Regions from separate parts of the Homo sapiens genome. Here region 1 is linked to region 2. Evidence: chromatin loops called from intact Hi-C (ENCODE). Cell type or tissue: PC-3. All regions are shown on one strand.

Region 1 (4,000 bases), 110 kb before region 2:
AAAAACATAAACATTAGTGTAACCATGACCACAATTAATATATTGAACATACATTTTCACTCCAAAAAAAGTTCTCCAACTCTACCTTTAACCACAACCACTAAACTGCTTTCTGTCATTGCAAACTAGTTTTGTTTGCTGTACAATTTTGTATAGATAGAATCACATATTATTTACTCTACCCTCTTTCATCATCGTAATGATTTTGAGACATAGCCATGATGTTGCATGTATCAGTAGCTTTTTGCTTTTTATTGCTGAAGAAGTGTTCCATTGAATGAATATATCACGATTTGTTTATCCATTCACTGTTTGATGAATATCTGAATTGTCTCCAGCTTTTTGTTATTACAAATAAAACTACAATAAACATTTATATATAATTCTTTTGTAGACATGTGTTTTCATTTCTTACATACAACATAGTAATGAAATTTCTGAATCATACAGTGAATGTGTTAACTTTACAAGAAATCGCCCAATTTTTTCTAAAGTGGTTCTACAACTTTAGAACCACTTTGCAGTTCTACAGTTCTCAGTAGTAATAAATGAGGTTCTAGTTTTTCTTTTCTTTTTTTTTTTGAGATGGAGTTTTGCTCTTGTTGCCCAGGCTGGAGTGCAATGGTGCAATCTCGGCTCACTGCAACCTCTGCCTCTTGGGTTCAAGTGATTCTCCTGCCTCAGCCTCTGGTTGGGGTTCAATCAGGCTGGTGGGAAAAATATTAGAGATAGTGTAGAGATAGACACAAATCTTCTTGGAAGGCCGAGAAGTTTGCATAACTTCTATAATAGATCTGGCTGAAGGTGGCCTGGTCCCTTTATCTTTAGTTAAACAAAATTAAAGTAGTAACAAAGGAAGGCAGAGTAGTTTACCTAGCTAGCTTGTTTACTCATATGATCTTAAGACTAACCTTTATTGTACCACAGGTACTTAAGTGCTTTTTACTCAGGAAGTCCACAATGTCAATTACCCTTTAATGGTGTTAGCTCAAGCCTTTATTAATTAATCTTACCAAATAAATGTGAGTCTCGCTAGCTGATCAGGGCCAAGTCACGACTGTTTACAGGACTCAGCAGGGAGTCTGTAAGCGGCTGAGACACACTCAGCTGGACAGGCAAAGCAGAATATCTGTGTGTCAGTGTACGTTATTCATCCGTCACCGGGTCAGGGGTCTGCAACGGACAGACCCCTCCCCGCAGCTGGCGCCCCCATAAGAGGTGCACTGCCACAGTTGGTGCCCCGTGTGGGAAACTGTGTGATGAGCACTGCCACAGCCTCAAGTACCTGGGATTACAGGCATGTGCCACCATGCTGGGCCAGTTTTTTGTACTTAGTAGAGACAGGGTTTCACCATGTTGGTCAGGCTGGTCTCCAACTGCTGACCTCAGGTGATCCATACACAGGCTGGTCTCCAACTGCTGACCTCAGGTGATCCATACACCTCAGCCTCCCAAAGTGCTGGGATTACAGGTGTGAGCCAGCACTCTCAGCCTGGTTATAGTTTTTCTGCATCTTCACTAACACAGGCTACTGCTAACCTTTTACATTTTGACCATCTTAGTGGTTGTAATTTGTATTTATCTTATGACTAATAATGTTCGGCATCATTCCATGTGCTTCTTGGCCATTAAGATATCTTTTGTGAAGTATGCATTCAAATCTTTTGCTCATTTTTTATTGAGTTTTTGTTATCCTCTTACCATTCAGCTGCAAGAGTTACTTATACATTCTGGACACAAATCATTTGTCATATATGAGTATTGCAAATATTTCATCTGAGTCTGTGGCTTGCTTCTTTGATTCTTAACAGTGTCTTTCGAAAAGCAAAGTTTTAAATTCAATGAAGTCCAATTATTATGACTAATTTTTATGATTAGTGCCTTTTTGTGATCTGTGTAAGAAATCTTTTCTTCTCCAAAGGCCATGAAGACATGAAGACTTTTCTCCTCTGTTTTTTTTTCTAATTTTTTTATAATGTTAGCTTTTTCATTTAGATCTAAAATCTATTTTGAGTTCATTCTTATGTACAACGTACAGGTTGAAGTTCACTTTTTGCATATAGATGCCTAGTTACTCCAGGACCATTTGTTGTTACTGATTTTCAACTTTATTAAATGTGTTTAGAAATCAAACACTATATAATTTGCATCATGAAATCTGGTGAGACTTCCTTTACGTTTCAGCATATAGCCAATTTTTATTGTGCTTGAAATTAGTAAGTATTCTCCAGTTGTTGGCTGCAATATTCTCTACATGTCCTTAGGTAAAATTTGTTGATTGCATTATTCAAGTTTTGTGTATTATTGCTGTTTTATATCTACTTATTTTATCAGCCACTGACAAGTGTGATAAAAATCTGTCAGTATGACTGTGACTCTATTCATTTCTGCCTTTTTGATTCCATATTACTGGATCTATACAAATTGAGAATTTTTATACCTTCTTGGTAAATTGATCCTTCTGGCATTATGAAATTCCTCTTTATCTCTACCAGTCTTTTTGCATTAAAAACAGCATTTTTAATCTTAACATAGCTACATCAAATTTCTTTTGGTTAGAGTTTTCATAGTGTTATCTTTTTTTTTCACCTTTTTATTCTAATCTTTCCACATTCTTGTGTTCTTGATATGTCTCTTGTAACCAACAAGGGTCTTCTTTCATTGCAATTTGAGCCTTTTAATTTGACCATATAGTCCATTTGCATTTGACATAAATACTGATATGTCTAGGAAGCTGTATTAGTTTGCTAGGGCTGCCACAACAAAATACCACAGACCTGACAGCTTAAACAATACATACTTGTTTTCTCATAGTTCTGGAGGCTAGAAGTCCAAATCAAGGCATCAGCTGGGCTGGCTTCTTCTGAGGCATCTCTCCCTGACTTGTAAATGGCTATCTTTTCCCTCTGTCTGCACATGATCTCTGCTCTGTGTCTCTGTATCCTAATATTCTCTTCTTATAGAGAGACCAGTCATTTTGGATCACATTTACCTTAATGATCACATTTAACCTTGATTACTTCTATAAAGGCACTATTTCCAAATAACGGTCACATTCTTAGGTATTGGAGGTTAGAATTTCAATATATGAATTTGGGGAAGAGAAGGGGACATAATTCAGTAGTAAGTATGTCATCAAGCAGATAAAATACCATCTATCATGTGTTTTCTATTTGTTCCATCTGTTCTTTGTTCCTTTTTTGTCTTTTCTCATCTTGTTTCGAATTGATTTCTTTATTATTACATCTTTTCTCTATTAGCATGAAAGTTGTACGTGCATTAACCATTCTTTTAGTGCTACCTGGAAATTATAACATGCATCCTTGGCTTATCAAAGCAGAACATTAATTGGTGTCTTTACCTACTCTCCAGACAAAGACCTTGGAACCCTTTAACTCCATTCAGCCCCATTCTTATTTATGTTTAAATTAGCCTACATTTTAAATCTAAATATATTTTAAATCCCACGATGTGTTATTATTATTGCTTATATAATCAATATGAATTTAAATTCATTCACATCATTGCCTAAAAACAAAAGTTCCTACTTTATTTATCTTTCTTTTGTTGTTCATGAAGTGAAACAACACTTCATTTGTCTCTTATGCTATCCTTGTGCAACATATAAAAACAGATATGTTCATCCTCTGGTGACGTAAGTGGAAGAACGACTAAAATTCCCGACTCTATAGAGTCCTAAGAGAGGAACCTACAGAAGTCAGAGGAAACTTCAATATCAAGAAGTTTGGAAAGAGGTAAATATTATAATACCCCATAAAGACAAAACTTCTGCCAAACTGGATGACATCGGTTCATTTCTGTGATGTTTATTTTGTTTTGTTGAAGAGGAAACTAGATGGGAAAAAAGCAAAGCTGAGAGAAAGGATGAGAGAAACATGCAAGGATTGAGAGAGTGTCTAGAGATGGAAAGAGGAGCTCCATGGAGACCTCCCAAGAGAGTGACCTGGGTGGCATAATAGCAACCAACATGAGTTGGAAC
Region 2 (4,000 bases):
TCACTACCATTCACTGAGATCTGACCAGGTGAGGCACTCACCAACGCTACAGAAGCAACACACAGGTTTCCAATCCTCTCAAACACAGATACAACCCCCATCCTCCAATGTGCATGGAAGAACTTTAAATCTCAGAGAGAGTAAGCAAAATCACACAATTTAGTGGTTTAGACCTATTCCAAAGTCTTCTTTTCACTGTAACACAAAACCCAACAGTATCCCACCCAATTTATGAAGTCAAATTTGTTTGCTTAAAAAAAAAATCAGCTGGGCATGGGCTCACACCTGTAATCCCAGCACTTTGGGCCTAAACAGGCAGATCGCTTGGTCTCAGGAGCTCGAGACCAGCCTGGGTAACATGACAAAACCCTGTCTCTACAAAAAAATACAAAAAAAAAAAAATTTTTTTTTAAATCAACTCTTTAACAGAGAAACCTTAATCCCAAAGATTTCCTTAACTGTTGTGGCCCTACTGCAGCATAGGGCTCCCCACTTCATTCACTGTCTCTCCTGCTTCAAGATGTTTCTTCCCTGTGGATGAAGAACCAGGAGATCACACACAGAAATGGGAAAATATCTGGGTAAAAACATTCAAAGAATAGCACAAAATGGTTTGGGACTTCCAAATAAGACTCTCAGGAAAGCAGGCTACAGCTCTACCTCAAAACCCGCCACCTCCTATAACGAAGGACTGGTTTTCCAATGGCCTATATACACATTTTGCTGCACTCTACAAACAGAAAGCAATAGGCTTGAATTTCACCATGATATGTGGTACACCTACCTTATTATTCACTTATCTTTCAACCTTCCATTACTTTTTGATTAGTAACAAAATTAAGACTCATTTCTCAAAAATATCAGAAAACCAACCGTTTCATTCTTACTCGAGTTCTTCCAGCATGTTCATTTTGAACTGTTTACCTCCCATGAAATAAAAAGTCTCTTGACTCTGAGAACTTTTCAAGTTACTACTGACAGCAAACTAAAAAATGAACGGGAACTGTACTGATGGAAAGAGGCATTTGGAAGAATTCGTTTTAGCCTTCTCAAAAGCCAGGAAGACAATATGAGTTTGAATATTACAAAAAAATTAGTCATTCTCTTACGAGTTAGTTTTATGTTCCATAAAGTCACCACAAACACTGCATTGGCAAATACTGAACATTGCTCCTAGGGGAAATACAGGGTTAGGTTGCTGGGAGTCTCTAGTTACATTTTTATTGACCGATCAATACATAATCTTGCTGTGTGCGTGTTTTATGTTAACGCATGTTTAAGACACTTTATTTAATATATACTGATTCATTAACATTGTACTCATGGCAAACAGCACTGTAACCCAGACCTAAAAGAAACATCCAATATACATATTTTCTACATATGGCACAACACAGCCTTCTTTCACTTAGGAACACTAGTCAGCACTTCATCACTACACTTAGGGGCTTTTAATAGTGAAATCACCAACAACAAAAAAAATACAAAAATGCAAAAAAAAAAAAAAAAAAGGCACTAAAAAGACCCAAGAAAAGGACACTTATTCACAGTATGAAAGATGAGCATCCCTTTGTTCCACCTCAGTTGGGAACATGTGTGTTGGGAGGCTCAAACTTTTCACTTCCCAGCTCATGTCTGCAAAAGCCCTGTGACTATTGATTTTGGGGTTACAAATAAAGTTTAGCAAGTAGGTAAATTACAAATACAGAATCCATGAATGATAAGGATCAACAGTTAACTCATTTGAGATTAACGAAGATTAAAAAAAGCCCACCATCTAGTGGCAACCTTTAAAATCACACAGCTACTTAAGCAAAATTGGCAGAACTTTCACAAAATGAAAAAATCTTACTCAGTGGTTTTGGTTTTAGGTGTAGTCCAGATGAAGTCACAGCTCTGAACTTATGTCAAGAAACAAATGTTAGCGGTACATGTACATAACAATGCTGCTTTCTATGTAAAAATCACATAGCATAGGAAGGAAGAGATTTAAGAAATTCACATAGCTACAGCGTTTACTGATAGCTATTATAATAATACCTTTGGGAGACGGGCACGCTGGCTCACACCTGTAATGCTAGCACTTTGGGAGGCTAAGGTGGGCAAACTGAGCTTAGGAGTTCGAGACCAGCCTAGGCTACATGGCAAAACCCCACCTCTACTAAAAATACAAAAAACTAGCTGGGTGTGATGGCACACATCTGTAGTCCCAGCTATTCCAGAGGCTGAGGTACAAGAATCACTTGAATCTGGGAAGCAGAGAGGCTGCAGTGATCATGCCACTTCACTCTAGCCTGGGTGACAGAGTGAGACCATCTTAGATAGACAGATCGATAAATAGACAAATAGACAGATAAAAACGTACCTTTGGGGACAAATTAAATGGTTATCTAGCCATTGCTTCTTGATGTTGTCTTAGCCCATCTAAACATACACTGCCAGGGCCTAACATAAGTACAAAAGGTTCAGCTATTATTTGTGGTTAGAGATAAAGTAGTATGAAGAAAACTGACATGCTACTTCAATTTTTAAATGTCAATATTTAAATCATTAAAAAATAAAAGAAACAAAAAAAAGAGTCTACTTGGGCCACTGTTTAGAGAGAATTCAACTATAACCAGGACTGTCAACCCAGAGAAATTTTCTTTAGTTACATTTTATTGTGACTCTAAAGGTTTCATACTCCAGAGGACGGGGGGAAGGGATTACTGAATCTAGAAAAGGTACACATGTTCAAAGCAACACAATTTAAAGAATGCTCTTCTAACATACAACATATCTCCAATTTCACTGGATGTGAAGAAATACCAATACACTAATGAATACAACTTAATCATCTCACTCCTCAGAAATCTAAGAGCATCAGAAATAAGGCTTTATATATGAGGCTTTATATATGCAAAATATAAAAGTATCCCTAAGTAACATTAAATGTATATATTAAATTTAAACCAAAGAGTATGCTAATCTAGAAATGATGTTTCCCCATTAAGTCTGGGAAAGTTCCAAGGCCACAGAACCAATCTGTCTTCAATCAAAAGGAAATCTTTAGCTTTTGACTGAATTTTTTTCTTTCCATGACTAAGTAAATAAATCTGCTACATCTCAATTACCCTTTAAGCAAGATTTTGAGATCCACTCTTTGACAAACTGAAAAGCACTGAAAATAAACATTGCTCTTTCAAAACACCGATCCCATAATTCACTTTCCCCCTTTTCATTTTTGCCCACCCGAGTAGACTTTCGGGGAAGGACAGAGAGAGGAAAGACGGAAAGGAGAAAGGGAAGAAAAACTGATTCATTTAAGAATTTAAATTATTTCATCTCTTTTTATTACTTGACCTACCATTAAGACAATCTATAACAAAAAAAGTATATTAGCACACATGGTATAATCAGACTGGTAATCAGGAAGCAATACAAAACGGTCCTTTGGCCATCTATACTTTCTAGAGCAGTAAATCTCATAAATTCACTTACCAAGCCCAGGAATAATGACTTTTAAAGCCTTGAATATCAACTAAGACAAATTATGCCAATTCTGATTTCTCACATATACTTAGATTACACAAAGATAAAGCTTTAGATGTGATCATTGTTTAATGTAGACTTATCTTTAAAGTTTTTAATTAAAAACTACAGAAGGGAGTAAACAGCAAGCCAAATGATTTAACCAAATGATTTAAGAGTAAAACTCACTCAGAAAGCATTATACGTAACTAAATATACATGAGCATGATTATATACATACATGAAACTGCAATTTTATGGCATTCTAAGTAACTCATTTAAGTACATTTTGGCATTTAAACAAAGATCAAATCAAGCTTTAAGCTTGTAAGAACGTAATTTTCATTTTTAATTTTTTAAATATAAAAAGGTAGCTAAACACAAAGTACAGATCAGAAACCCTCATTTAATATAGATTATTTTGGAAATTAAAAAATTTGTAACAAGGTGGCTTTCTTACCCACCCTAAAATGTAAATAAAACCTCTTCC

What was found. A loop is a pair of places that touch in the nucleus more often than their neighbours do. Peaks named below come from ENCODE experiments on the same cell type or tissue, not always from the same donor. Only the 100,000 strongest peaks of a DNase experiment are listed, where the experiment ranks them.
Region 1: a loop joins it to region 2, with 8 times the contacts of the local background. A loop is called at or near these places in 1 of 110 quality-filtered maps.

What each region holds. Positions count from the first base shown.
Region 1 is chr17:68,644,359-68,648,358 of GRCh38, reverse strand. All of the region lies in intron 2 of LINC01482 (long intergenic non-protein coding RNA 1482), which reads right to left. Among named protein-coding and RNA genes, the nearest start is that of LINC01482, 18 kb to the right of the region's middle. In PC-3, no CTCF peak of the experiment used is centred here; a DNase peak (open chromatin) is centred at 1,628; H3K27ac peaks cover 2,187 bases.
Region 2 is chr17:68,532,072-68,536,071 of GRCh38, reverse strand. PRKAR1A (protein kinase cAMP-dependent type I regulatory subunit alpha) reads right to left here. Exons shown (of 11, transcript NM_002734.5): 11 at 2,641-4,000. It overlaps FAM20A (FAM20A golgi associated secretory pathway pseudokinase), which reads left to right. Exons shown (of 11, transcript NM_017565.4): 11 at 1-956. Among named protein-coding and RNA genes, the nearest start is that of PRKAR1A, 22 kb to the right of the region's middle. In PC-3, CTCF peaks have their summits at 1,579 and 1,779 (motif pointing left); a DNase peak (open chromatin) is centred at 1,161; H3K27ac peaks cover 2,500 bases.